2 separate regions of the Homo sapiens genome follow, and region 1 is linked to region 2. The links are chromatin loops, found by intact Hi-C in ENCODE. Cell type or tissue: HepG2. All regions are shown on one strand. Links, peaks and the distances in the headings refer to the core of each region. The heading gives the core; the rest is flanking DNA.

What was found. Peaks named below come from ENCODE experiments on the same cell type or tissue, not always from the same donor. Only the 100,000 strongest peaks of a DNase experiment are listed, where the experiment ranks them.
Region 1: a loop joins it to region 2, with 6 times the contacts of the local background. A loop is called at or near these places in 2 of 110 quality-filtered maps.

The regions. Positions count from the first base shown.
Region 1 is chr14:80,462,397-80,478,188 of GRCh38, reverse strand. It overlaps a transcript of CEP128 not described here. Among named protein-coding and RNA genes, the nearest start is that of DIO2, 260 kb to the right of the region's middle. RefSeq lists an enhancer at 13,217-13,908. In HepG2, for the core only: no CTCF peak of the experiment used is centred there; a DNase peak (open chromatin) is centred at 9,388; H3K27me3 peaks cover 5,290 bases.
Region 2 is chr14:80,568,943-80,584,734 of GRCh38, reverse strand. It overlaps CEP128 (centrosomal protein 128), which reads left to right. Exons shown (of 25, transcript NM_152446.5): 20 at 4,312-4,361. Among named protein-coding and RNA genes, the nearest start is that of CEP128, 360 kb to the left of the region's middle. In HepG2, for the core only: no CTCF peak of the experiment used is centred there; DNase peaks (open chromatin) are centred at 5,164 and 6,894.

The DNA of each region.
Region 1 (15,792 bases), core at 4,615-12,614, 110 kb after region 2:
GTGCCAAGTGATTTTTTAAAAATTTAAATACTTTTCTGCCCTATCAAATACAGGGTATACACTACTGAAAGAACGCTCTGCTAGTAAAAAGTGTTTATTGATTCAAGCAGAAAAAAGGGGGGAAAAAACTGTGGGTGTCAGATGAAGCTGAAGGGAAGTATCCAGGAAGAGAGGGAGGAATGGGGAGCTTTTCTTTTGAGTGTCCTATTAAAATGTGTGAGTGGAAGTTGGGGGTGGATTTCATGAGTAAATATGGAATTTTGCCACCAAATTCTTTCCTCCAGAGCTAATATTCTCATGGGATGTTAATATTAATACAAGGAAAAAGGCCCTGGGTGAAGAAAAATTATTTTCCCCTTCAGGGGCAGAGTTCTCTCAGGACGACAGTGAGGTTAAAGAGTTCCAGAAAATGCTAGTAGAACTTTAAGCACGCTATCATTAACAGACAGAAAAACAGACTACAACCTACTGGATTCATTTTGGAAAGTAGAAAAAAGGAATCTGGTAAAATCAGCCAAAGCAAGGACCTTTCCCCCTCCTTAGAACTCGCTAAGCTTTCCATGGTGTGTGGGCCTTTTAGTTCCACTCATTATTCAGGCCTAATTCAGGTCATCAAAATAGAAATGCATGGGACAGGTGACTGACATGACTGCATCGTGGTTTAGATGTATAGATAACACGGGGAGGTGCTTTACATTTTAAGACTTTGTTCATAATTCTTTTATTTATGGTTTCTCTGAATCATTCTTTTGGAACATTCTAAAAGAGCCAGAGGAAAAAAATGGAACTTTTTCTCAAGGGACTTGACTTAGTGGATAGCTAAATGTCCAGTTTCAAAAGCTTATCCTTTTGAAATGCTTTTATACTTATAAAAGCCCAAAGAAACCTTAATATGGGCCACATAACTATAATGTAATTTTTCCAAGGTAGGAAAGGCAGTAATACTGTACTATTAGAATATATGGATTTTCATAAGAGCAGCTGTTGTTTCACTAAGGTTTACATTATTTTAGGTCCTAGTTTTCTGTTTGGAGGTGTATTAATGAGTTCCTTGGTTAATTTATTCCCATTCTCTATATTTCTGATTCTTAATTGTATGATGTGGTTTATATTCATTGTTTTGACGTGATAGGAATGCCAACAATGTGCCTTTGGTTTTCTTATGCTTAAAAAATAAAAAAATAAATAAACATTAAATGTAAAATCATGAAGGATTCTTACGAACAGTTGTATGTCCTTGACTAAATTTTTTTTTTTTTGAGACAGAGACTCACTCTGTCACCCAGGCTGGAGTGCAGTGGCACCATCTGGGCTCACTGCAACCTCCGCCTCCTGAGTTCAACCGATTCTCCCACCTCAGCCTCCCGAGTAGCTGGAATTACAGGCGCATGTCACCACACCCGTCTAATTTTTGTATTTTTAGTAGAGATGGGGTTTCACCATGTTGGCCAGGCTGGTATTGAACTCCTGACCTCAAGTAGTCTGCCTGCCTTGGCCTCCCAAAGTGCTGGGATTCAGGCATGAGCCACCATGCCCGCCCTCTTGACTAAATTCTTTAGCCCTGTGTGTACCTAATGTTTTGCATGTGGGCAGTTATCTGAGTACTTACTGTGGGATAGTTTACAGAACTGAACTTCAATTTCAGTTACACTGGATATAAATGAGCAATATAAAAAATATAAACAAGCCCATGAATGAAGACTTTCCTCTGGGCAATTTTAAGCCAGTAATGTATAATCAACTGAAAAATAAGCTTGTTTTATACCACATTTATGCTAAGACTTACCACACAGTGGGAAATAAATAACAGAAAGTAGGTACCTTCAGGTATATTTATAGGCTAAACCTATGAATCTTTGGTTAATAAAGCAATTCTTCTGATGCTTTGAATACTTGGGACTTGAGGGTTGCAGTTAATTGCATTAAATTAGGATGATGAGAAATGCATTCTGGCTTCAATTCTTCCAGTTGGAAATCTTCCTAAAATGTATGAGTAGATTTTCTCAACTAGCAAGACAATGAATTTTATCAGTCTATTTTTTCTGATTTAGACCTGGCAAGCCTCAGGGATATAATTCTCAATATCAATCACCATTGCACAATATGATACACAGGTAGAAGATAGAAGATGAAACAGATGAGGCCATCTGTATTATTGGCCTCAGAATAGTGGTTAATCCGTCAGTCACCACAAGGACTCTATTATAGTCCTTCGCCGTGCAGACTGCTGGAGGAGATATAAAACTATCATAACTATTTGCTTGTACCTTTTAAGATATTTAGCAGCATCCTTGGGCTTTTTGTTGTTGTTGTTGTTGTTGGAAGAGCAGAAGTAACAGACATACTTCCTGTACGTGGAACACAAATTCAGAAAATGGAAAGAGCAGAGGTCAAAGAAGATTTTATAGAGGAAGTAGGTTATGAACAGAATCTTAAAGGATGTTTAGTGTTGCCAAATCAACCCTAAGTGCTTGATGAATAAGGGGGTCACTGTTTTGACCAAAACTGTTAAATAAATCATTTAACAGTTTTAATATAGCTTACTGAAATTTTTCTCGTTAGTTACCATTAAAACTCTTAAATGATTCATGAAGATTATTGAAGACAAATTCCTCTTAGGACCTAGGCATACCCTCAATGTTCACCGTGTAGGTAGATGTGGAATTTAGGGGCCAAATTTCACTTTTCCCCAGTATAATTTGTATATGACCTACCATTCAGTAAAGCTATTTCTCCTCCACTTTATCCTGCTTCATCTTCTCTTTCTAGTCTTCTTCTTTTTCTTGCCCGCTGTTTCTTCATTCTTCTTCCTCCTATATTATTTTCTTCACATCCTTCTTTCCCTTTTCAGGTTTGGGTGATATAGGCCTGTGAGAAGAGAATCCACAGTCATAAACAATGTACTGTATTAGTCATCCTGTGGCCTCTGAAACAAATTACAAACTAGATGAGTTAAAACACAGAAATGTATTCTGTCACAGTTCTGGAGGCCAGAAGTCCAAAATCAGTTTCACCAAACAGAAATGAAGGTATCACCTCCACAGAAGAATCGATCTCTTGCCTCTTCCAAGTTCTGGTGGCTGCCAGCTTCGGTTTATGGCTGCGTTACTCCAATCTCTGCCTCTGTGGTCACATGGCCTTCTACTCTTCTCTGTGTGTCAGATCCCCCTCTTACAAGGACATTTATGATGCTATTTAGGGTCCAGACAGATAATCCAAGATAATGCCCTGAATCTCAAGATCCTTAACTTAATCATACCTACAAAGATCCTTTTTTTCAAATAAGTTAACATTTACAGGTTCCAGGGATTAGAGAATTGATATGGTATGGCTCTATGTCCCCACCCAAATTTCATCTCAAATTGTAATCCACACATGTCAAGTGGGGAACCTGTAATTCCCACGTTTCAAGGAAGGGAAAGGGAAGTGATTGGATTATGGAAGCAACATCCCCCATGTTGTTCTCATGATAGTGAGTGAATTCTCACAAGATCTGATGGTTTTATAAATGGCAGGTTTTTTTGTGCTTACACATGCACACTCTCTCCTGCTGCCTTGTGAAGAAGGTGTTTGCTTCTCCTTCTGCCATGATTGTAAGTTTCCTGAGGCCTGCCCAGCCATGTGGAACTGTGAGTCAATTAAACCTCTTTTCTTTATAAATTACCTAGTCTTGGATAGTATCTTTATAGAAGTGTGAGAATGGACTAATACAGTAAGTTGGTACTACGAATGGGGCACTGCTATAAAGATACTGGAAAATGTGGAAGCGACTTTGGAATTGGGTAGCAGACAGAGGTTGGAACAGTTTGGAGGGCTCAGAAGAAGACAGGAAGATGTGGGAAAGTTTGGAACTTCCTAGAGACTTGTTGAATGATTTTGACAAAATACTGATAGTAATATGGACAATGAAGTCCAGGCTGAGGTGGTCTCAGATGGAGATGAGGAACTTATTGGGAACTGGAGCAAAGGTGACCCTTGCTATGCTTTAGCAAAGAGATTGGCAGCGTTTCGCCCCTGCCCTAGAGATCTGTGGAACTTTGAACTTGAGAGAGATGATCTGAAATTGGAACTTATGTTTAAAATGGAAGCAGAGCATAACAGTTTGGAAAATTTGCAACCTGACAATGAGATAGAAAAGAAAAACCCATTTTCTGGGGAGAAATTCAAGCCTGCTGTAGTAATTTGCATAAGTAACTAGGAGCCAAATGTGAATTGCCAAGACAATGGGGAAAAAATGTCTCCAGGGCATGTCAGAGACCTTCACAGCAGCCCCTCCCATCACAGGCCTGGAGTCCTAGTGGGAAAAATGATTTCATGGGCTGGGCCCAGCACCTTGCTACTTTGTACAGTCTTGGGACTTGGTGCCCTGCATCCCAGCTGTGGCTAGAAGGGGACAATGTACACCTCAGGCTGTTGCTTCAGAGAGTGCAACCCCCAAGACTTGGCAGCTTCCACATGGTGTTGGGCCTGCAGGTGCACAGAAGTCAGGAATTGAAGTTTTGGAACTTCTGCCTAGATTTCAGAGGATGTATGAAAACACCTGCTACAGAAGTCCAGGCAGAAGTTTGCTGCAGGGGTTGAGCCCTCATGGTAAACCTCTGCTAGGGCAGTGTGGAAAGGGAAACGTGGGGTCGGAGCACCCACACAGTGTCCCCACTGGGGCACTGCTTAGTGGAGCTGTGAGAAGAGGGCCACAGTCCCTCAGGCCCCAGAATGGTAGATTCACTGACAGCTTGCACTGTGCACCTGGATAAGCCACAGACACTCAATGCCAGCCCATCAAAGTAACTGGGAGGGGGGCTGTATATTCCACAGGGGTGGAGCTGCCCAAGACTGTGGGAGCCTACCACTTGCATCAGCATGCCCTGGATGTGAGACATGAAGTCAACAGAGATTTTTTAGGAGCTTTAAGTTGTAATGACTGCCCCCCCGCTGGATTTCAGACTTGCGTGGGGCCTGTAGCTCCTTTGTTTTGGCTAATTTTTCCCATTTGGAATGGAAGCATTTTTCCAACGCTTGTACCTCCACTGTATCTTGGAAGTAACTAACTTGTATTTGATTTTACAGACTCATAGGTTAAAGGGACTTGCCTTGTCTCAGATGAGACTTTGGACTTGGACTTTTGAGTTAATGCTGAATGAGTTAATGTGGGGGTCTGTCCTGCAGACCCTGACCCAATGATGGATGAATAACATACACTGACACAGATATTTTGCCTGTCAGTCCAGCTGAGGGTCCAGGCCACCTACAGACACCAAGGAGGGTGCTGTAGAGTTGCAGCTGTGGCCCCAATCAGCCAGCAAAGCTCACATTTATTCAGTATAGATTAAATGACAAAGGTCTTGAGTAAACACCACTAGAGGGTAATTGACACTGCCCACCTCCAGAGTAGAAGCAATTATGCACCTGTGGTTGATCAAAGGTTGGTTTTAGGACCACATGAGTAAAGAAGCTATTTAGATAAATTGCTCTACATTCCTTTGTATCTGTGCCCTAAACTATTAACTCAAGGTAAGGATTAGGCTGCCTTCAGCCTGATCTATTACTGGAGCTTATGCAAACCAACCCCCAACCAGCCTTCCAAGAAGGTTTGTGTCTTTTTCTTATAACTATCTTTAAAATTTTTCCCACTGAGAGGTGAAGCCAGCTGGACTTCCTGGGTAGGGTACGGACTTGGAGAACTTTTCTATCTAGCTAAAGGATTGTAAATGCACCAATCAGCACCCTGTAAAAATGCACCAATCAGCACTCTGTGTCTAGCTAAAGGATTGTAAACGCACCAATCAGCACTCTGTAAAAACGCACCAATCAGCGCTCTGTGTCTAGCTAAAGGATTGTAAATGCACCAATCGGCACTCTGTAAAAAGTCACCAATCAGCGCTCTGTGTCTAGCTAAAGGATTGTAAACGCACCAATCAGCACTCTATAAAATGGACCAATCAGCGGGATGTGGGTGGGGACAAATAAGGGAATAAAAACTGGCTATCCCAGCCTGCAGCAGCAGCCCACTCAGGTCCCCTTCCATGCTGTGGAAGCTTTGTTCTTTTGCTCTTCACAATAAATCTTGCTGCTGCTCACTCTTTGGGTCCACACCACCTTTAAGAGCTGTAACACTCACAGCAAAGGTTTGCGGCTTCATTCTTGAAGTCAGCGAGACCAAGAACCCACCGGAAGGAATAAATTCTGGACACGCCACCAGCCTGTCTGAACTCCCACATCTCTCCCTTTTCTGTTCTTTGCATCGGGTTCTGTTGACCGAAGGGTACAGATGTGTGCAGCAACAGGTCTGTCAGACGAAGTGGTCATTCCTCTTATTCCAGCTTTGTATCCTAGAATTAGCAAATAACATAAGACAATCATGAGTATAATTAGCAACATTCTTTTCCAGTCAAAGAGTGACCCCCAGGAGCAGGGGTCTAACCAGGAGAGATGATCTTGCCTGCTCTTCCATATGGCTGTTTGTTGGGTGTGTAGATGTATCGTGTGAAGGGATTCTAAAATTTCAGTTGTAAGTTGCTTTACGTCTGCTGTTAAGTTGTAATGAAAGGTTCCCCAGGGGTATTGTTTCACCTCATCCCAACTATGCATTGATCGATTCCATGGTAGAGAACTGACATAGATATGTTTATGCTCCCAGTCGCAGTTTAATTGTTGACAGAATGCCAGTGCATCTTGTCACTCCCCCACATATTCCAAGACAGCCTCAAGGGCTTGCAGACTTGCAGGAATCTTTTGATCTGTACCCTGCTGTAAGAGAAGTTCATTAGACACATTTTTGGCCAAATTATCTACAAAAACAGCATTTGTACTGTTTCAGTAATAGATGCTACAGCCACACTAGCAGTTGCTAGGATAACTATGGCTGAGACTATAAAGGCTGTAAGTGTGCCTATGAATCTTTTGGGTCTGACCTGGGATAGGGTACATTCTAAGGTGGCAAGGGCAGAGGAACCTTGCCAGTCGTGTGTCAAATTGACTGATAGGAATGCCTCAGATTGTCTCCTTAATACCATGGCACTAGTAATATTTAAATTAGATATATTATAATTAGTGATACATGAGACAAACCAAGCCTGTTCCTGCACCTGGGTCACAAATGCAGAGTTTTGGGTGTAATGGAAATATTAGTTCCCATAAGGAAAACATATGGATGGGTAGTGCAAATTAGGCACTGATCAGTGTGATTATGAATAAAGGTTATAGTATAGTTGTTACTGGAATTATGATATGTCCCATGCCAGGTGTCAAAGGAAGTACTAAGATGTCCCAGTCACCATAAAGTGTCTTGAAGTGGGATGGACTTTACTTGGGGTCTGGGATATCCCATCCCCCCATTGGCCCAAATCACAGGGGGATGGAACAAGGCTATGAAACTGTGATTGATGCCATGATGGATGTGGACATCAGTAAGGCTGTCCTGCAAATGGCCATGAGGGTTCCAGTCTAAGGTGTTATAATTGCCTAACTGGAGGCTACAGGCTTGTCCCCTGTGACAGACCTCCCAGCTAAAGTGGAATTCATTACTTTCCTGGCTTTGTTCTTTAGCACAGGAAGGAATGTTTGGGAAAGCAACATTGATTGAATTACCCGGTTTGAGGCTACCTGCAGCTAAGACTGTTAAGGCATTTCTTTTGCCATGATGTAGCCATAATTGTGTTTGAGCAGGTACACAGTAAGGGTTAGAACCTTTATAACTTAACGCATAGTGGGAGGATATTGGAGTGATACTTATTGTTATCTGGCATCTTAGTCCAATGTGTGCCATTAATGAGGGACCCCACTGGGGGTAAATCTATCCCTCCTAGCCAAGCAGTCACGTTATTAAAGCCTGGGAAGGGGGTGTCTGCCTAGGTGACAGGACTAAAGAAAGGCGGATCTAAGATATGAGCCCAATAGAGTGTAGCAGGTACAGGTTGCAGACAAAGCAAGGGCCTAAAAAGGAGCAATACCCTATGTGAATTGCAATGTACAACAGACAGCATAGCAAGGAACAAATTATCTGAAGTGAATGGTGTCTGTGTCTGGAGCGGGATTCATTCAGCCTCCTGAGTTGTCCTCTTCAGCATACCCCAGGTAATGTCCGGGGCTTTTGTCGTCCACAGAAGCCACATCGTCCAGGGCTGTGGGTCCTGTAAGGTCAGTTCCTTCATTTCTGGTACCGGGTTGGGTCCTAGCCATGCCATGGTATGGTTTGATGCATCATGCTGGAATCTAAAGAGGACCTGAGGGGGTGTGGACAGAAGTGTACCCTCTTCCCCAAGTTAGTAATTCATTTGGACCACACCATATATTACTGTTTACATCTTTCCATAAAACTGCAGGTTTTATGTCTTGAGAGGTTTTAGCAAAGTGCTTTTCTACAGCTGATTGAAATTTGTCATCTAAATTTTAAAAATTAAGGGTAAATAAGGCTTGTGCTAGTAGCGTTGCAGGGTCTTTACCCATACTCCCCCTCTTCTGTTTTTTGAGCATATTTTTAAGGGTGGAGTGGGCACGTTCTACTATGGCCTGTCCTTGGGGGTCATATGGGATGCCTGTGGAATGTTGGATATCCCATGTGTGACAAAATTGTTGAAATTGTGAGCTGACATAAACTGGACCGTTATCAGTTTTAATTTTTGTGGGCCATCCCATAAATGCAAAAGTTAAAAGATGTTTAATGACATATTGGGTGGAATCTCCAGGCAAAGCATGGGCACTAATTGAGAATTGGTATCAATGGATACACGTACGTATCTAAGTTTTCCAAATTCGGGGATGTGTGTAACATCTGTTTACCGTAACTGATTAGGTTCTAGTCCTCTAGGGTTAACACGTGTTGAAGGTGGGGATGCGCCTGTGAGCTGGCAATCTGGGCATTGCAGGATAATTTGTTTAGCTAGTCTCTGGGTGAGTTGAAATTGTTTAGATAAGTTTCTCTAATTTTGGTGTAAAAATTGATGTGATTGGGTGGCTTGGTCAAGCAGTGATGTCATAACCTGAAGGTCTGCTTGATCATTGCCGTAAGCCAATAGGCCAGGCAGTGAACTCTGGGCTCAAAAATGTGTGATAAAAATAGGATGTATACACTGATCTAGCAATTGCTGAAGTCTAAGAAAAAGAGCACACAGGGTGGGCTCCAGAGTGGACTTAATTAGGGCTGTTGCAAGGTTCTGCAATAAATAGAGTAGGCATAGTCGCTAACAATATTGATGGGCTGAGCCGAAAAAGTTTCCAAGGCCAATATCAGGGCCCCAGTCTCAGCTCTTTGAGTGCTAGTAAATCCAGATCAAGTGAGTGAATTATGTAGTCTCCAAAAGACTGCCGCCTTTCCATGTTTACCAGATCCATCAGTAAACAGTGTTAAAGCATTAGGTATGGGGGAGTGAACTGTTTGTGTAGGCAAGATCACAGGAGTACAAGATAAGAAATGAAGGAGTTTGTCAGCGGGAAGGACATGCTCTATTTGTTCTGTGTAATCAGAGAGTGCTATTTGCAAGTCCATCGATAAGGGCAATACTGCTTCTAACTGCTTTTTACTTAAAGGAATCCTGATGATATTAGGATCATAACCTAGCAACTGACTGCATCATTTGCAGCCTGAATAGATGACTTTACTAAGTAACTGGATATAGGGAACTAGTGTTTTAGTCCTGGTATGTGAGCAAAAACAAAAAAACCATTCTAGAAAGTGCAGTCCTGGGGTCTGTGGTTAACCCTGTAGGGGAGTGTTTGGTGGGAAAGATAAACATTTGAATTGAGTAGCCTGGATCTATGCTATCTAGGTGCCTCTGAGAGATGGTTTATTCTATTTCCTCAATTTCCCTTTTGCTGCAGGGGTTAAATATCTGGGAGAATCTAGGGCTGTATTGCCCTTTAAGATAGAAAACAGGTTTTGCAGCTTATCCGTAGATATACCCAGAGTAGGGCAGAGCTAGTTGATATCACCTAGTAATTTCTGATCATCATTTAAGGTGTGTAAGTTTCTAATATTTAATTTAACATTTTGAGATCTTACTGACTGGGAAGTTAGTATGTACCCACGATATTTCCAAGGAGAAGACATCTATACTTTCTCGGGTGCAATGATTAAACCTTTTAGCTATGTATTCTTTATGACAGAGGTAAATACATTTAAAAGCATTGGCTCCATTGGGGCTGCTAGTAGAATATCATCCATAAATGAATAACCTTGCAATCAGGAAATTCTTTTCTACTGGGTAGCAAAGCTTGATTTACATGATACTGACACATGGTAGGACTATTTAGCATTCCTTGAGGAAGCACTTTCCAATGAAATTGACAAGCTGGCCTTTCATTATTGATAGCTGGTATTGTAAACGCAAATTTTTCTCTGTCCTGTTCTGCTAAGGGAATCATATAAAAACAGTCCTTCAAGGACAGAAAACCAAACACTGTATGTTCTCACTTACAAGTGGGAGTTGAACAATGAGATCACTTGGACACAGGGCGGGGAACATCACACACCAGGGCCTCTTGGGTTATGGAGGGCTGGGGGAGGGATAGCATTAGAAGAAATACCTAATGTAAATGACGAGTTGATGGGTGCAGTAAACCAACGTGGCACATGTATACCTATGTGTCAAACCATGTTGTGCACATGTACCCTAGAACTTAAAGTATAACGAATATATATATATATATATATATATATATATAAATATAAAACAGTCCTTTAAGTCAATAATGATTGTAGGCCAATCTTGAGTAATCACCATGGGGGAAAGGAGCCCCTGCTGAAGGGGTCCCATATGTTGCAAATTGACATTAACAGCACGTAAGTCATGCAAAAGTCTCCATTTCCCAGACTTTTTGGGAATGAGGAAAATGGGCGAATTCCAAGGACTATTAGATGGTTCCACATGTCCAGCTTTTAATTGCTCTTCAACTAATTCATGGACCCTCTGTAATTTCTCTCCCTTCAGAGGCCACTGTTCTACCCAAATAGGATCTTGAGAGAGCCACATCGGGGTAGGGGAAGAATAATAACAGTGGCCCTTGTTAGAAAGGGGTCTGCAGAGTGACCCCCATTGGGCTAATGGGTCCCATCCCCAAAGATTAACAGGGATGGGCATGATTAGAGGTTGCATAATTGCCTTTCTTCCTTCTGAATTGCAACATGTTAGGGGGCACGTTCTCTGCTTGGCTGTGTGCACTTCCCCAATGCCGACAATTTTTTGTTTCTGAGTGACCCAAGCCCAAGTTTCTGGCCAGTTTTGATCACTAATAATTGAAATGTCCGCCCTTGTGTCCAATAAGCCAGTAAAATTCTTATTTCTAATTTCTAAGGTAATCATGGGTCTCTGGTCAGTGATTAATTGATTCCAATATACTCCTGTGTCTCCTGTGCTTCCCAAACTTCCCTTCCCCTTTCCTTTCTGTGGGCTTTGGGGACCTAGTATGGTAAAATCAGTAACTGAGCTGTCTTTGATCGAGGGGGAAGAATATGCAGACCTTTACATTCCATCTTAACCTATATCTCACCTTGGTAATCACTATCAATTACCCCAGTGAGCACATTAATTCCTTTACCAGATAAGCTAGACCACCCTAGGACTAATCCCACTGTTCCCAGAGGCAGTGGGCCCCAGATCCCAGTTGTAACCCTTTTAGGGTCTTCTTCTTTAAGCACTAATTCACTGGGGCAGAGTAAGTCCAGTCCTGCATTCCCAGTGGTGCCTGCTCTGAGAGAGAGGACTGTGGACTTTCCATCTGACCAAGGAAAGCTGCTGGCGTTGCCCATTTGTAGCGGGGCCTCATGAAGTTTCCTACCTGGTTACTTATGGGGTTTCCGTTTTTTTCAAATTTTGACCTGCATTGATTTGCCTAATGTTTCCCCTTTTTACATTGGGGGCATATAGAAGGGGGTTCTTTCCTGAGTTACTTTGGTCTCTACTATGGGGGCATTCCTTGTTCATATGACCTGGCTTTCCGCATAGGAAATAATTTTGGCTTCTCTCCCTTTTTACTTTAGGAGCCCTTAATGCCATAGCCAATATTTTGGCTTTGTGTGTCTCAGTTCCCACCAGCTGACATGGTTGTATAAGTTCCCTGACTGTGGCTGCCTTTCCTCTGATTGCCTGCATTGCTTGCTGGCGATCCACATTAGCATTTTCAAAAGCCAGTTGCACCAATAAGATATCAGTGGCCTGGGCGTGACTAATTTGTCTCTTATTTGCTTTGGTTTACCGATTGATAAACTCAACACATGGCTCCTGAGGCCCCTGTCGAACATTTATAAAAGATCCCTGTTGAACTCCGCTTTTGGGAATTCAGTCCCAAGCCCTGAGAGCACACAAAGACACTTGAGCATAGGCCTGGGGATCAAAATCTAGTTGTTGTTGTACATCAGCATGGGGACCCCTCCCCTGGAGCATAGCAGCTGTTATGTCTTGCCTGTCTGCCTGATTCTGGTTGGCTTGTTGTTCACACAACTCATCATATTCTGCCTTCCAAAGGAGGTATTGGCTAGGGTCCAAAGTTGTTTTAGCTAGCATTGACCAGTCCCATGGGGTCATACGGAAGTTGTCTGCCAAGTCCTTAATTATTCCTTTTGTAAATGGGCTAGTGGCTCCATTTTCTTTAATGCTTTTTCTTAGCTCTTTATAAGCGTTAAAAGAAATGGGTTCATGTTGCTGATTGCCTTGTCAGTCTTGCACTACCAGGCAGGCTGAAAGCTCCCCTTCTAATGCCGCTTGCTTAAGGCAAGGTCCCATAGCTGGAGTGTGTCTCTTGTCTTTTTTCCTATTTATTGGAGGAGGAGGTTCAGGCAAGACCTCTGTTTCCTCTTTGTTATTTTTCCCCAGTGATAGCAGGTCTGAGGGACTCAGGGGTGGTAAAGTATGTGACAGTTCCTCCTCCTTCACCTTTTTAGGCTCTTCTGTGTATAGTGGGACCAAAGCCGCCCTTACTAAGGCCCCTACGTTAAAGATGATACTGGGACCCATAGACCTTACACCTGATGTTGTTTAAGATTTGTTCCCACTTGTTCCCAGAGCTCTACATCTAGTGTGCCTTCTTTTGGGAACCATGTATTATGGGTTACAACAGTTTTCATTAGATCCCTTAATTGAGCCTGCGAAACCCTGGCTCCACTAGCCTTAAGCAGCGGTTTCAATACTTTTATATACTATTTCTGTTGCACTGATAACTGTTGTCCCATGATGAAACCTCAGCCTGAACAATCCCCCACCCCTGGACTAGGAAATTCCAAGCAGGCACCACTGACTTACTGACTCACTGACTCTGCGGTCCTTTTCACCTTCATTTTGGGGGGTCCGTCGTGATCCTTCGCAGCATTCCTCACACGGAGCGCCAGCTGTAGGGGGTCTGTCCCGGAGACCTTGACCCAGTGACAGATGAATAACGTACACGGACACAGATATTTTGCCTGTCAGTCCAGCTGAGAGTCCGGGCCACCTACAGACACCAAGGAGAGTGCTGTAAACAGTTGCAGCCGCAGACCAGCCAATCAGCCAGCAAACCTCGCCTTTATTCAGCATAAATGACAAAGGTCTTGAGTAAACACCACTAGAGGGTAATTGACATTGCTGACCTCCCAAGCAGAGAGCAATTATGCAGCAGCAGTTATCAAAGGATGGTTTTAGGACCACAGGAGTAAAGAAGCTATTTAGATAAACTACTCTACGCCCTAAGCAATTAACTCAAGGTAAGGATTACGCTGCCTTCAGCCTGATCTATTACTGGAGCTTATGCAAACCCCCCTGGCCTTCCAAGGTTTGTGTCTTTTTCTTATAACTATCTTTAAAATTTTTCCCACCAGCCTGACTGAACTCCCACAAGCTAAGACATTGGGGGACTGTTGAGAAGGCATGATTGGTTTTGAAATGTGTAAGGGACATGAGATTTGGAGGGGCCGGGGGCAGAATGATATGGTTTAGCAGTGTCCACACCCAAATCTCAACTCAAATTGTAATCCCCACATGTAGAGGGAGGGACCTATAATCCCCAAGTGTCAGGGAAGGGAAGTGATTGGATTATGGGGGTGGTTTCCCCATGCTGTTCTCGTAATAGTGAGTGAATTTTCACGAGATCTGATGGTTTTATAAATGATAGTTTTTCCTGTGCTCACACACGCATACTCTTTCCTGCTGCCTTGAGAAGAAAGTGCCTACTTTTCCTTCCACCATGATTGTAAGTTTCCTGAGGTCTCCCTAGCTATGTGGGACTGTGAGTCAATTAAACCTCTTTCGTTTATAAATTATCCCATCTCGGGTAGTATCTTTGTAGAAGTGTGAGAATGGACTAATACAGGAATGATTTCTTTAGGCACTGTTATTAAGCCCACTATAATTGGAATATTACAGAGTCCTCCTTTAACATTATGGCAGACAACAGTGTGCACATTCTGTGTATATATATAAGCCTCTGTTGTGAGTCTCACCTGCAAGCATAAGAAAGGAGTCATACCTTTTCATGTATCATCACTGGAACCCTGTTCTGTGTTTGAGCAGTACCTCCATACCAAGGACTGAAGAAGGAAAGGGATCTCACTGTTACTTAGCAGTTCCCTGAGAACCAACCATCAGTTCCCAAGTAATGAAGTTCAGGGTCAATGGTGTGTTCCTTAAGGAACTTCAGACTTCAGAGGCTCTTCAGACTTAAGAGGCTATTTTTTTATGAAGAAAGTGTTTCTGTTAGTCTTATTAGGTTTTGTTTCAAGTGGACAATATACTCTCTTCAACACAAGCTGGAGGAGATACAGCGAAGCTCATAGGAAGGATGGATAAGAAATCCTCTCAGCTAGAGCTCTGGCTAAATTTAAGAGATCAGGACTGCAAGGAAAAAGATACTTTGAGCCCTTCTCATTTAGCTTTCTTTAAATAATCCCACCATCCAAAAATTATCTAGGCTAGGTTGAGGAGGATGAAAATATAAAGAAGCATGAAAATTCATGGCCACTTTCTCTCCTACCCAGTATCCATTGTAAGTACACCATTTTTTCTTGCTGGGTCCTGTGGGAGAAGAACTCTAGATAATTTGCAGGCATTAATTTTGATGGGACCTGTAGTCTCTAAAGCTTTTTTATATCCTTGCTCATCACTCTCAGAATTCTATTCAATAAATTTTAGAAAAGTGATTCTAATTAGAAATAAAGATTACTCTTTCAAAGGAGTATTTTTAAATAACTCTAAGACATACTAGAGTGTTATACTTCCATATATCCAATTATCATTTTGACTTTTTCCAGCATTAGCTTACTTGGTATTGGATGGGGTGCAGTTTCATAGGGTTATTTTGTTTGCCAGCAATATTTGGTTAGTGGTATCTAATGCCCTATGGAGAAAACATCTCAGGATCTTTGTTGACTAAAGGTGATTTTTCTAGCTCATTATTTCTCTGCCTCAGCTTTATTGACATTTTGGACTGAATAGTTCCTTGTGGGGTAGGCTGTCTTTTATATTTTAGGATGTTTAGCAGCGTCCCTGACCTCTATGATCTAGATTCCAGGAGCAGCTTCCTACCGAGTTGTAACAACCAGAAATGTCTCTAGATATTGTTCGATGTCCTCTGGGAGCAAGATGAACCCTGTTGAGAATGATTCTTCTAAATCTATTATGTGCTTGGTTAGTAATAACAGCTAGCATTTATGGAGCACTTACTGAGTTCTGGCTACTATAGTAAGCACTTAACTTTCATTAATGAATTTGATTGAATCTCAGAAAATCTCACAAAGTAAGTGCCAGTATTTTCCCTAAGGATATTGACACACAGTAGTGTTGAGCCAATGGGCCAAGATCACAAAATTCGTAAAGAGAAGAACCAGGATCT
Region 2 (15,792 bases), core at 3,148-11,147:
ACAGTATTAAGTCACTTTAACTATCTAGGGGTCTCACCTATATTCTCTTGTGTTTTGTCTGTTTGCATAGAGTGGTGCTTCTCAGCGATGCCCAGTAGCCATATTTCATCAGCACAGGTTAATAACCGTGTTCATCATTCCAAATGCATGTGCTTGAACAATGCACCTAACGAGTGAGCAGTGGCATACAGCAATGGTGTGGGTGGAGTGAGCAATTTTGGGGATATAAGTTAAATATCAAAGATAGAAAGGCAGTAGTTAAGGAGAACATGGATGTAAAATATGGATGGGCCAGAGGCAGTGGCTCACACCTGTAATCTCAGCACTTTGGGAGGCCGAGGCGGGCGGATCACTTGAGGTCAGGAGTTCAAGACCAGCCCATCTAACATGGTAAAACCCCGTCTCTACTGAAAATGTAAAAAGTAGCCAGGCGTGCTGGCTGGCACCTGTAATCCAGCTACTGAGGAGGCTGAGGCAGGAGAATCGCTTGAACCCAGGAGGTGGAGGTTTCAGTGAGCCGAGATGGCGCCACTGCACTCCAGTCTGGGCATCGGATGAGACGCTGTCAAACAAAAAAAAAAAAAAAAAAAAAATGTCACGGACGCCCTGATTCAGGGAACTTTTAAAGCAGGTCAGAAGAATACAGACAAGTGTGTATTTTATTTTTAAATCAGTATGAAGAAGGGTGCAATTAAGTATTGAGAGGTACAAATGAGAGCATGATTAGACAGAGCAGGATGATAGGAGAGCAAAGCTGTAGAAGTGGCTTTGTACTAACTAGGTGATCTCAGCCAAACCATTTGCATTTCTTTGAGTCTCATGTCTTCATATATTTGTTGTAGGATGAAACATTTTAAGGTGGACTAGAAAGTTCTTCTAGGTTTCTGAATAGAGATAAGAAGGTTCAATACAACTACATCCCTGGAGACTTTTAAAAATGGCAGTAATCCAACAAAAGCTAATTTAAGAAAAAGAATAGAGGAAGAATTATGTATTGGAAGTCCAGGAGGTTTGTGGGCTTCAGTCAAGGGTGGATGTAGTCCTCAAGCAATTCTCTCTTTCTTGGCTCTCATTTCTTCTTTGCCAGCCTCATTGCTTAATAAGTTTCTTCAACATAGTAGAAAATACAGACTTCGAAACACCAGGCTAATATAAGGTGTGGCTTCAGAAGGAGAAAATTTATTTCCTGGCATTCACATTAATCCTCTAAAAGGACACCTCTGGTGTTGCTTAGCTCATATGCTCAGGGGGATAAGATGCTCTGACTTGCTAGCCTGGGCCATGACCTGCTTCTGCAGCAGGAAAGGTTAGTTAGGCCTCTTGACCAAAAGTTTCATGGAAATCATGTGGAAAAGAGGAACAGGAGTTCTCAAAGGGAAGATATGTGGCACAAAGAAAAAAAAAATAAAAACCAAAACAGGTGTCTGCTTATACCCTTTATACAAGATGGTCAGTCAGGGAGAATATTTATTTAAAATTTAAAATTCTAGGAATTCTTCGGTTGTTTTTATTCAGCCATCCCAAGTCAAGCATTGTCATTGGCATCAGATTTGTTGGAAGAGTAGTATGACCCGTATGTATTTGGAGAAAACTGAGAACATAATTTTAAAGTTCCTATAATTTTATGAAGTTCTGTGAGTAGACTGGACTTCTTTCCTTCTATATTTTATCAGATGAGTGAGTTGTGTTTGGCTGCATAAAAGATCTGACACTCATTATTGATCCAGTAAGTTTTATCTAAGGAGTTTGGACTTGCCATACTAAGTTGACTCTGGAGGAACAAGATTAGTTTTCTTTTGTGGTTGATGAACCCCACTATGTATCACTCCAGTTACACTGCACCATTAAACAATCTAATTCATTACAAAGTGCCCAGCTCTGAGAACCTCCTAATATCCAGAAGTAATGGAGCTAAGTAGCCACATCCTCATAGGAACACAGGAGTGATCTTATATCTCACAAATATTGAAGAGAATTGGGGTAAGGACACAGTTAACTGAAACCAGATGGTGTAGAAATCTGTTGTTTTGGCCTGTCTGATGTCCATCCTTCCTTCTCTAACCCTAATTTTGCATTTGGAAACTATTCTTTCTATTCTTAGTCCAATCCTTTTGGGATTAACAATGAAAGTACTCCATACTTTCCCCTAGCCAAGCAGTAGGCAAGAGATCTAAGCTAGGCTCAGTAGCTGTTCTCTTTATGAAGTTTCATCTTGAGTGGAATGACATAAAGTTTAGAGGAGCCCAGAATAAAATGCTTATTAGCTCATGCTACCTATATCTCGTCCCATCCAGACCTGCTCTAGTTGTTATTGCCTTCAGATTTGGGATCCTCTTTTCCAGTGCATCTATTAGTTATCTCTATATCCTTCTAATAATTTCTAAATACATGTTATTCAAATAGCATCTCATTGCTTTCAGTTGGCAAGTCCCGGGTACCAAACCACTCCAAAATTCCATTTATTTAGCTCCTGGTTCTGTGAATTGGAGTTGACACTGGGCTCAGCTGGGTAGTTTGTCTGGTCTTAGTTGGGCTCCCATCTCAGTCATCTGTAGTCATCCTTAGATCAACTGGGCAACTCTGCTTCTGGGCATTTGCTGGCTGGCAGCTGGGGCAACCTGCAGGGTGACAGAAGTGGGAAGAGTCCTAGACCATGTGTCTGTTGTCATCTAGCAGGTTGGCCTGGGCCTATTCAGATGTCAGTGACAGGGTTCCAAGTGAAAAAGTGGAAATGTGTGAGGCCTCTTAAAGCCTCAGTCTGGACTGAAACAGAGTTACTTCAGCTATATTCTATTCACCAAATCAAGTCAGGAGGCCAGCCCAGATGCAAGAAGTGAAGCAGATGTGCATGGCCTCTTGATGGAAGTAGCTACAATGCCACAATGCAAATGAGTGAGGATGCAGGAAGAGGAATGATTGAGGGCACTTAAACAATCTTCCATACACCAAGTTGGTTTCTGTATCTTATAGCTACAGAACCTGATATGCCAATCAAAACCCCTTTAAAAATACACCCCAAAACACTGGCCTGCTCTTTTTACTTTTTTGACGTACCTGATTAAGGGAGGTTTTGGGAGCCAAAGTCAGTTCCTCTATAGCATACAGAATAGAAACAATCTCTTATCCTTAATCCCAGCATGTTGTGTCTTCAGGAGATTGCTTACCACTCATCTGTAACCCTCTTAGCTGTGCGGCCTCAAAGGGTCATCACAATCAGTTCTGTCATCTGCCAGGTCTCCTGAAATTTTGGTGTATTGCCTGCCCAGTTACAACACACCAGCATGACTTTGTCACTCTACTATATGACTGTTTCCTGCTATATCTAATATAGCACTTGGTAAAACATTTGAGTTTGCCTTTCTGGGATACATATTAGACTTCTGTAACTTATATTTTCCTTTTATGTAACATAGTCTCTTGGTAAGCTATATCAATGAGAGAGTAAGGCAAATACTCATATTAATATACACTGCTGTAGGTGTTTTTTGCCAGTTTTCATCCAAGTTCTGACTCAGCCTAGTCCTCTTTAGGTTTGTGAGATATAATAAGATCATAGCACAGGGTGGTATAGCTGCAGGCAGAAAATATGTTTTCTTAATAGCAAGTTCATAAATTAATGTAGGGCACTGAGACACCATGGCTGTATACATGCATTAAGACAGAGCTCTCTTCAGTTGACGACCTTCCCTTCCAACCACTAATTTCTCTGGGATGGTGCCAAACTCTTAGTCAAATGTAGCTTCAATGCATCCCACCCTCTCAGTGTGAAATGATAATTAATAAGACTTTATGGATGAGGTGGTGTTCCACTTCCAGTTAATAACACCTATTATTCCAGGGTGTTTTAATTTGGTTATAAAAATTGACTGTAGGGGTGGAACTTGGCTTGGGAGCTTGTTTTAAGGGCAAATGGTTTGTTTTTAATTTTTCTTTCAAAAGAAAAAGGCTTTTCTTTTTTTCTAAAGGAAATTTTGTGTTGCATTGAGTTATATAAGCATGAGACCAAATTCTTAAAATATTGGTATGATTACAGATTTTTAATTGATTTGATGTCATCCTTTGGTATGTCAGGTAAAGCTGAGAGATGTCCCAGGGCTTCTTGGCTAGCTTAGAGTTGGCAGGCTCCCGCGCTCTGCCATGTCCTCAGTTGGGATCAGAGCGTGTTTCTTTTACATGGCTTCTCACACTTAAACATTAAATTCTCTTCTCAGGCAACAGTTTATACAAGCTACTGGCTGAATTGCATTTGATGATAAGAGGCAACTCGTTTTTACATTGTATTTTGATGGGTATTTTACTTTCTTATTACAGATCTACTGGAAGAGACCCAAAGAAAAGATGAAGAAATGGGATCTCTGCAGGTAAATTCTTAAATAGGGCAAGCATGCTTGGTATGAAAACATTTGTTTTTTACTCTTTTATCCTTTATTATTGTCACATTCACACTGGTATAGCAAATAGGGTGACAAGGACAATGTCAGAACTATAAAGTTGGAATTTGCTTCCTTTAGAAGTCTCTGAGAGCACTGATCTAAAGCAGGAAGCCAAATCAGCCTCTATGCTACTTTTGATAGGAAATTTTATTCCTTGGTATAGCATAATAGGAACTGCAGCATTAGGAAATGAAGGCAGTATCCTTTCATAGTCATTTCCCTCAAAACAGGACTGATGAATGAAGATGAATTCATGGAATCTACATTTTCAAGTGAAAGTCAAAAGTATTCTGACCCCATGGGTGTCATCTACTAATGACCAACCAATTAACACATAAATAGAGCTTAAGGTTGCCTTGTACAGCCTCTCAATTCAGTACAGGTTTATTCACATTTGTTGGGCTGGAAAATGGTGTTAGAAAGATTCCACTCGAATTTTAGTTGATATTTCTGTGATATGAGCAATGGATGTGAAGTTGGCATCTGACAGAAGTTCTCTCTTCTTTTCACATTGGGCTAACTTACAAATGGGTAACTCAAGTGTCTGTCTTTATTAGGGGAAACATAATCAGTTATATTCCCATGATAGAACCAATTCACTTAATGTCAGGTTGGGGACTAAGAACAGTAAATACTTTGGACATTTAGAGTTCTTCATGGGCCTGGAGCTACAAGGCAAGACTGGAGAGTGATGTCATGAGCTGGTTTGAGTGCTTTACGGGTAAAGATGTTTGCTTTTGGCAAATGAAAGATAGGCCACATAAAGTCCAAAGAGCAAGAGAAGTGTTCTGTGATTGGGGATTCTTCTACCTGATGGTATACCCATTAAGAGAAAATTGTATAATTGATCTGAAAATGCAAAGGAAGCATAGTTTATACATCCAGTAAAAGTGGTACATGTTAGCTTCAGTTTTGTACAGATTAGATTATTTTAACATCTTGTACTATATTCAGGTATAAAAAAAAAAAAAGAGCATTGGTTAGTCCAGTCTGGGGCTAGGAAGAATCTCAAGTGTATACTTGACCTGCCTATCTCTGTGAAACTAATATCAGCAATGCTTGTTGTTATAAAAAGCATAGCTCTTTGTACACTAAATGTGTATATTGAGAAAGTCTTTTTTAGGCATTGTGGTTGTGTGTTGTGTTTACCCAGAATAACATATATAAACATACTTATTGAGTATATGTCTGGCCTTTTGAAATGGCAGCACAAGTAGTTTTTTCTTTCACAGTGCAAATGTTGGAACTAGTAATCTCATTAAATTTAATAGCCTGTGTTGCCTCTCAAATGTTTATTAAATACTGGCAGCATTTTCTACTGAAATGTCCATCCAGTGCAATAGAATGCACCAACCAACTAGCTATGGACATTTATAGTTGGAGAATGTGTAATATGATGTCCCAGAGCAGAAGAGTTAAATGTTGACACTTTGTAATGGTAACTAGTGCCTGATATTAACACTCTATTATGAATAAAGAAGGAACTCTCGGAATGCACAAGAGTCCAGAAGCATATCACAGAAAGCCTTTAATGTTAAAGGCTAGAGGAAAATCCTTGGAAAAGTGCCTATATTCCTGAGTTTCTATATTCACATATGATTATCAGAGGTGATAGTTTGAAGAATACTATTCAAGTATATAGGCTGAAATCCTACAATGACACAATAGTACCTGGCTGTGTTTCTGGTTCACTGGGTAACCTTGGATAACTCAATTAACTTTGCTGTGCCTATTTTCTCATCTGTAATAGAAAATCATAAAACTGTCTTCCAGAAGTGTTTAGTGTGGATTAGATGATCCCAGAAGGGAGAGCTAAATATTTAATTCCAATTTACAATGTTAGCACATCCTCATGTATCCAAATTGGAGTCAATTTTATTTACTCATTATCATCTTATAATTATGTATAACAGATATTCTGCATTTTATGTCATTCTCCTTAGGGGTAGGGGGTATTTTATTTAGCTCTAAACCCTTTCCAATTTCCTATAAATGAGGTACTCCATTTACTCATTGAACAAACCCTTATCAAGCACCAATTCTGTGCACACCACTGTACTAGGTGCTAGGGATACAAAGGCAAGCTGTGTGTACTAGATGTCTTCTTACCCTCTATATTATAATTAGTGAAGACTATAAAAATCAGTGTTTATAATAAAATCCTCAAAATTCATATTAAAGGAAAAGTATAAGTGACTGTGGGAACATATAAGAACATCTGTCCTTGTTTGTCATAGGTAAGGGTAGGTTGGCAGAACTGACAGGGAATTAAGTACGATTGAGGTAGGTTAAACTGGAGTGGGGTGGCAATCCAAGTAGGCTTCCCAAAGAAAGCCAATGTTGGAATGATAACTAGGAGTTAGCAGTGGAAAGGATAGGGGAAGGCCTAGGATAAAAGAGCACAGTTTCATGTTTAAGGAACTGAAAGTTCAGTATGTTGGAATGTAGCATCTGAGAGAGGGGCAGCAAAACAAGAATTTTTTAAGTAAACAGAGATCTAAAGGACCTCGTGGAGGAGTTTGGACTTTACCTTCGGTATATGAGAAATTGGAAAAGGGTTTGAAATAAGAGAACAATATGGTAAATCTGCATTTTAAATAGATACCTGGCTGTAACGTGAAAAATAATTAGAGGCAGGCAAGATTGAAATCAGGGAGACCAATTAAGCAGACATTTGTGAGACTCTCGGCAAGAGATGATGGTGACCTGGATTGGGTGGCAGCAGAGAGCATGAAGAGGAGTGGGTGACTTCTTAATATGTTTTAGAATATAAAGTCCATGGAACTTTGAGATTGGTTGTTAGGAAGTAAAAAGGAAGGAGTTAAGAATGATTCTTGTGTTTCTCGATTCGGCAACTTCACAGATAGTTGTGCTCTTCAGTGATATAGGAGGAAGTTGATCAGTTCAATTTTTGGTATTTTGAAATGTCCAGGTGGTAATGTTAAGGGAGGTTCATTTGAGTCTGGAGCTCAGAAGGTGTTTGATCTGAACATGCAGAATTTGATGCCATCATGTCTGTTGTCCATATCATAAGAATGATACTAAAAGTCATATAGCGAATGTGAATTCCCAGGGGAAGTATTTAGAATGAGGAGAAATGAAATCCTAGGCCAGAACCCTAGGAAACACCAACATTTAAACAACAGGCTAAGGATGAAAATCTTGCAAAGGAATCTAAGACATAAAGGAAATAATTTCAGGAACATATAGTGTTATGAAGTTTAGCAAAAGAATATTTCAAGGGAAAGATCATCAACAGAACTGAATAAATATTTGTTAAATTCTTGAATCCATTTAGCTATGGGGTTTAGGTTTCAAAACAAAAATTTACCTTTCAACGAACTGTAATTTCCTGTCATACCTGTCAATCAACTCTCATGTCTTTCACTTTTCCGGATGTCCACTACTTAGCACAGTGCCTCATCTTAGTGGGTACTCAATAATTTTTTGTTTACTGAATAAACAAACAAATGCCACCCTACTGGTCTCTTATTTATATAGCCCCTATTCCTGGGTCTCCTCAAGATCCACCCATTAAAAAACAACACCAATCCCTGTCCTGTCCTAGAGTTCATTTTTTGTTTAAATGTTTTGGGGAGAGACATCCAAATTCTGCCATTCCTGTATAGACACAGACACAGACACAGACACACACACACACACACACACACACACACGCCGGAGTAATTTCACATGAGTGGTAGTAGCAGTGGAGAAGGATAAAACGGCAGGGGGGGTGGAGCCTCAGGGAGGAGAGTGTTTTCAATCTTAAGAGGAATCACAAACAATGGAGACAAACATATTTGACAGTGATTTTTAACAATACAGCTTGTAATTACCAAAATTCTTCATTGGAGCTTAACATTGTCTGCCTTATTTTTGTGTGTGTGTGACATTCATTTGCAGTTGCATTGTGTGCTACTCCTCTTAAAGTATTGTCTTTGACTATAAATGTGTAGTGCAGTATCAGAGTTTTATTTGCATATGAGTTTGAGATACATTGAAACAAGCAAATCCCTTTTTCATTCCTCTCAAGATCAGCTGAAACTTTAAAATAGACACACAAGGTAATCCATTTTTCCTCAATTTAGTTGAATTGCATTCAGTGACTTGACACCTTGCTCGTGATGGCTAATAGCGGTAGGTGTTGCTGCTGTTTAGTGTTTTTATTTTTTTAAATACCAGTCTACCTGGTTCACCTTTCCCCATGTTGCTTTCTGAATCCTAAAATACAGCACACACCGAGAGTTAGTATCATGCTTAGTTATGAAAGCTTCACAGTGTTACCTATGACAGTCACTGAACAGAGTATCTGCAAAACTCATGTGCCCTTACTCATATGATAACTTACTGGTCATCTCTCTTTTCATTTTATTTGAAATGAGTCATGAGATAACTTCCAGTCATCTCTCTTCATTTTATTTGAAATGAGTTAAAACTAGATGATTATGAACATAATTTTTACTATTCATTTTCCTTTCATACTAAGCCATTGGTAGGTTACTTTGCGTCAGCACAATATATAGATATTGTAAATTAAGGATAATAATAATACTGATTTCATAGGACTCTTGAGAGGATTAGCTACCATAAGAAATGTGAAAACTTTGGTGCCTGACAGGTTGCAATAAATATTAATTCCACACAGTGACTGTTTACACCTACTATGTGTCAGACATGATGCTGCATGCTTAGGGATAAAGCAATAAACAAGTCAGAGGTCTCTGCCCCCATCGGGCTTCTCCTTCCCTCTTCCGCCACCTTCTACCCTTGCCCTTTCTCTTACCTTCCCCCCTGCCATGGTCAACTCTGAAATTTAAATTCATATTTTCATCAGATTATGCTGAAGAAAGTAGTATTATGTCTTTGGCCAGCTGCTAAATATAATGAAAAATCGAAAAAAAAGTCATGATGTGGCAATAATTAATTGATTATTGGGCTACATATGAATATCATTCTCATTATTTTAGGAGGAGAAAGGAAGCATTTTAGTTGTAGGACCTGTAATCTAAATGTTGTCATAAGTATTTTTGAACACATTATTTGGTATTATTAGAAATTTTATTAGAAATGAACTGAATCCTTTTCAATCTTGTTAATTTCTAACAGTGGGTTTACAGATTTTGTATATATACATGTATATGAATATTTCATATACTATATAATAGATTTTAATTACAGATTTATATATAATATTGTATTATATAAATCTATAATAAAATATATAAAAATATGTACAATCTTGAATATATATATTTAAGTGACTGATTTTTCTGAGACATTCCAGAAGCTCTGCCTGAAGGATATTAAATATCATTAGTGCCATGCTGTTTTTCAGATGACCCATAATCATTTTTAAGTTGTCTATCAGTTGGCTTTGAAAAATAGTCTGGAATCTCCCAGTTGAAGGGTTCGATTTTCTTTTTAGTACTGTTTTAGGGGTGGAGGGACAGGTGTTAGATTTTGTTTTTGTCACCTCAATAGTGCTTAGGCAAAAACATTTGAAATGAGCAGTAAGGGGAAAATAATCTCTTCCCCAGCCATTATTTATTTCAGCTACTTATGGAGTAGCCTATGGCAACACAGTCTTTCGAGGAAAAAAATAGAATATACCTTCTTGGTTCTTTTGGAACAAGTGTAATAAATATTAATATTAGGGTGTTATAATATAAAGAATGCCAGTGTAGAGTTGTCAGGCACAACTGTTGGAGATAAACCGGGCAGGAAAAGCCACCAAAGAATGCGACTGTCATTAGCAAATAAATTACCCTCCTGGAAGCTGGCAAGATAGTACATGAACCTCTCAATACCCAGTAGATGGCTAATCCTCCTGGTAAGGAAACCGTGTGAGAAACTGGGCTATTGATCGACCAGGTGGATAATTTCTGTGGTTTTGCTGTCAGTCTTTTCTGCCGAACTGTAGCATGCCCATAACCAGTACTTTTAGAGATTGCAGGTAGAAATGCAGGGTGGGGCAGCCACGAGTCCATTTTAGAGTTCCCTCGGAATTGCTTTAGAAGGATGAGGGTGACAGGGAATGCTCTGCTCTCTCACTGGATCTCAGAAAGAACTGAAGCAATTCATTTCCCCAGAAATTCCCATTTTCTTGGGAGATACTAAAGTACATTTTTAGAAATCTCAATTTGAATAAATTGATAAATTAGGATTAACTGTTTAAGGTTTCATTAAACTAGAAAGTAATACAGTCCCTACTCATCCCTAAGATGACTCGTGAGAGTTATAACAGAATTTTTATTATTCTGGAAACCAAAATGTAATGCATACCCACGTATTCTTCTCAAGGTGCATTCCTCAAAGCTTAGGCAAATAACTGCGTATCTCTATGTCTTCTTCTGAAATGTGATTTAAAAATAATTGTTCTAAGCAATGGCATAAACAAAACAAAATACAGTGTTGTGGGGATGGAAGGTTGGGCGACCCTTTGCCACTTTCAGGCAGAGGTAACTTAACAGCTCATTAAAATCTCTATTTTCTCGAAAGGTGAACAGGCTTACCAACCTTAAATTTGGTACAAAGTTACACCAGAAAGAACGCATTAGCAGTCTGCCTTGGGGTCAAACAGGTTCTCAGCCAATTAGGTTTACACCCTTCAATTTACTACATCAAGAGACCTCATGAGAGCAGGGACCCACTCTCAGTAAAAAGGATTCCACTGAAATTGTAGTGCTCATTAAACCTTGTCACTCTGTTTTACCTGAAATTTGCAACTTAATATTAATCCCAAATTTATGACAGTATAAAACTTGAAAATAGAATACCCTACGAAAGAAGTATTCTTGTGTCTGAATATATCGAAGTTGATTGACTAGGTCATTTTCATTTGAGAATAAAAGAAATATAAAAACATGCCTGGTTCTGTTTATCCAATGGGATGAAAAGCGCAAGACTTCAAGACTCAGCAGTCTGCTTGAATCAAGCTTCTAAAAAAGCTTCTAAAAACACACACATCATTTGGAAACATTGTTAAAATGGAAAATCAAAGCATAGTCTTTGAGCTCAAAAGCCCAAATATTTCTCTGTGACAGAAAGTTTATTTAAAAAGTTAGTAGTAAAAAAGGCTGGGCGAGGTGGCTCATGCCTATTATCCCAGCACTTTGAGAGGCCTAGGTGGGTGGATCACCTGAGGTCAGGAGTTTGAGACCAGCCTGACCAACATGGTGAAACCCCGTCTCTACTAAAAAAAAAAAAAAATTAGTCAGGCGTGGTAGCCCACACCTGTAATCCCAGCTACTTGGGAGGCTGAGCCAGGAGAATCGCTTGAACCTGAGAGGCAGAGGTTGCGGTGAGCCGAGATCGCGCCATTGCACTCTAGCCTGGCCAACAGAGCAAGACTCCATCAAAAAACAAAAAACAAAAAACAGTGACCTGGGTGTGTTTTACAGAATAGGTAAATTCCTCCCACCAGGGGGAAGATGATTTGACTCATCTTCATACACTATCCCCTTTACAGTTGACTTTGTGAAAAGCAACGCTTCCAGAAAACATACCTTGGCTCAACTGTCAAGAGTCTGAGCTCTGAGCTCCATGGGCATTGGGGCTTATGTAGATAGCAGTGTATGTTTTCTTGTGTTTTTTTTTGTTGTTTTCAAATCTCAACACATTATGATGTTTCAGTCTTAAGTTTATCTGGGAGTTTTTGCCAGTCTCGAGTCAGTGGGCACCCTGTAATTTGGGGCAATCTCATTTGTGTTACAGAACATAAGTGATCACTTCAAGATCATTCCCCTTAATATTTTACAGTACATTGCTTATACCTCTCACAGCACATCCCTAGACAGACCTCAAACTTTGGGCAAATATCTATGTTAATCCATTTTATCGTCTATCTCTGGATAACAATGAGAATTGTGAAAAGCAATATTCTGGGTAATGACTATAGTGTGCAACAGATTTGGAAATAAATGCTCAGCAATAATACCTTTCTGGTTGAAACACATTTTCATTGACTCATGAAACAAATCTCTGAGATCCTAAGTACTAATAATACATGATTAAAAGAAACTGTAGTTCTCACTTCTAAGGCCATCTCCCCACCCAATCTCTAGCTGATTTTCCAGAATATACAGAAACACTGCAGAGGATTTCCCCAGTCTGGGATCTTAAAAACTCACTTATTTTATGCTTCAGTCTACTAACAAATACTTATTTAGCACTTGCTAACTCCCGTCAGGATTGTGCTAAATCAGCCCAAAGGGTGATGGTCTGTATGTCAAAGGAGAGGGAAAAAGTCACACATGAAACCAAGCAATTCTTTGTGTCATACACTGTGGTAAAACTGCTAAATCTATGTAAATTATTACTCGCAACAATCCTCCAAGGTACGTAACTACTATTGTAATTGTATGGATAATGTCGCTGAGACTCATACTTCCTCAGCCGGTGAGAGAACTAGTACTTGTTTTTGAACTTTCTTGGCTTCTATACTACTATACTTAAGAGCAATGAAAAACAGAATCTCCTCACCTTTCTTTTTTTTTGTTCTGATTTGTTTAGGATCCTGGCCTCTTTTTCTTTCAATTTCTTCCATTTTTTTTCCTTCTTCGTCAATTTCAGTTTTCAACCAAGTTCAAAATAATTCTGGCAAAAAAATTAAAGGCAACATTAGAACGTTTCCATAAATTTTAAATTGTGCAAAAAGTGACAAAACTAAAATGAGCTGCAAAAATGACTAATAAGCATCTCCTCTTATACTTTTTACTTTTATTATAATCAGTTGATTATTTTACTTTTTAAAAATTGATTCTAAAGTGCATTCCTTTTCCAGTGTCTCTGCATTACATGTACTATTCTAGATTTAATTTGTTAGAAGTTTAATGTTTACTTTTAAATGTGTGAAGGCTTATTAGCATGTTAATAAATAACATGTAATGTCTGTAAGTAATATTTCTGTATTTGCCCATAAAGTAAAATAGAAAATAGTACCTACAAGAGATTCCATGCCTTTACTACATTCTGGTTGTAATAGAAATCCCTAGTTCTTATTTCACTGTGAGAAAAGAACCAATACATTGGTCACGACTGAAACAGGGATTGAAGCACAGAGGCCAGATATGATCTCAGTGATGAATCTAACCCCTGCGGTCCAGATCCAAAAAATCTAAGGGACCAGCACAATATAGGTGTCATTTAGCTGCACAATATTACAGCTAATTAAGTTTAGGTCTTTGCTTTCCTCAATCCTTTCTTGTGCTGTTTCCGCAGTGGTATTGACTGCCATGTGCTTCAGCTGTCCTGATGTCAGACCCAGATAAGTAAGGAGTTGCAACTTACTTAGAAAAGACATATGGCAACAATATAATAGCCCCTTTATTATATAGTGAAATAAATATAAAAATGTATACAAATAATTTTTTTATTTGGGCATTAAATTTTATTGATATAGTATGTTTTATTACACTGTTACCTAATGCCTGTTAAAAATGAGGTTCTGGAAGTCTGTTTTGGCATACTTTAAGGAAGAGGCTCCAGGGCAGTTACCCAGTGCATCCCCTAACCTCTACCATGGAAAACCACAAAGTCACCCTGATGCTAATAAAAAAAAGAATTTATTGTCTATTTGCTCATAAAACCTCACTGTATGCATATGATATTTCCATTAGTTCCATTTTGCTGGGCTGTTAAGTAGAAAAAATACACACACACACACTCTCACAATTTTTAATTTGTTTTTGAGGTTAGTATAGACTGTTTTGAGTCAAATGGAGCTGGATTACAGACCAGCCTCCCCGACCCCCTACATTTAATCACAACATGGACTTCAACACACTTAATGTCTTTGAAGTCTATGTTCCTGGCTTTAAATGAGTGAAATTAATGATATCCTCCTACTGGAAGTTTTCATGAACATTAAAAATAAGAACATATGGGCCGGGCACGATGACTCACGCCTGTAATCCCAGCACTTTGGGAGGCCGAGGTGGGCGGATCCCCAGGTCAGGAGCTCAAGACCATCCTGGCCAACATGGTAAAACCTCATCTCTACTAAAACACAAAAAATTAGCCGGGCGTGGTGATGCGCATCTGTAGTCCCAGCTACTCAGGAGGCTGAGGCAGGGGAATCACTTGAACCCAGGAGGCGGAGGTTGCAGTGAGCCAAGATTGTGCCACTGCATTCCAGCCTGGGCAACAGAGCAAGACTTCATCTCAAATAAATAAATAAAAAGAACATATGTTAAAAGTACCCAATGCAGTTTTGGCAATTAAACTTACAATAAATAGTTTTGATTTTTATGGTACTAGTAATATAAAGGGATGTTTTCGTTAATAGCCATAACACATACCAGTGTCCCTTTTGTTCTTAAAATTAAGGAAACCCATTCCTATCCCAGGATCTCTGCATCTGCCTCTCTCGGTAATACTTTTCCTTTAGCTCTTTCAGTGGCTGGCTCATTTCCTTCTTTTAGGTTTCAGCTCAAATGTTACCTCTTCATAGGGATGTAAGCTGACCAACCTGTCTAGAGTATTTTTATGTTATGCAATATTATCCTTGCTTTGATTGGTTTCAACCAAATAAACATGTAAAGACCACTTTCAGTTCATGGGCCTATAAAAACAGGTGCCTGCCTGGACTTTGCTTACCCCTGCTTTAGAATGAACTAGTTTAACTGTTAACTGGCATAGGGAGAGTCTAATAAGAATATTTTTTTGAATTTTTCCTCAAAGAATAAATTTCTGTTGGTAGAATTTGAAATAATTTGGTAAATGGAAAGAAAGTATAATTTTGAGTAATCAGACTTTTCTGAACTCCTACAACCACACTGTATCAGCATTCCATTATCCACAGGTAAGGTTGTGAGTAGCTGTCATTACCGGCGAAAACTGCCCAGGTGAGGCTATTAACAAACTCTCATCCAATTTATTCCTTCATTTCATAGACTTTGGAATTTAAGATCACTTACTTCCAGGGATGATTTTGAAAGCAATACAGTTGAGGATGCTTTGAGCTAAATCACTACTCTTTATTTATAGTCCTGAAAAGTAAAATGTTTTAGATTTAAAGTAATAATGTCCCTGAAATTTGTGACTTTAATTTGGGTAAGGAATTATTTGGGGGACCATTTTAAAAGTACTACATCATATCATTTTCTCTAAATGCAGAAATTTAGAAATTTGTTTGAAATTATTATAGTCAAATTAGTGCTGTTTTTATAGCTATTACTATTTATAACATTTTCAATTACTTTAAGATAATAGAGCTTTCCAACTCTTTTTCATAACTCACATCTCTCTCAAACAGCCGAAGCTACTGTTTAAACTTCCACCTTGGGAAGATGCTAGTCAGACTGCAGTGAGAAATCAGAGTGAAGCTCAGTTTGAAGAAAAAGCAGTTAAGTATTTC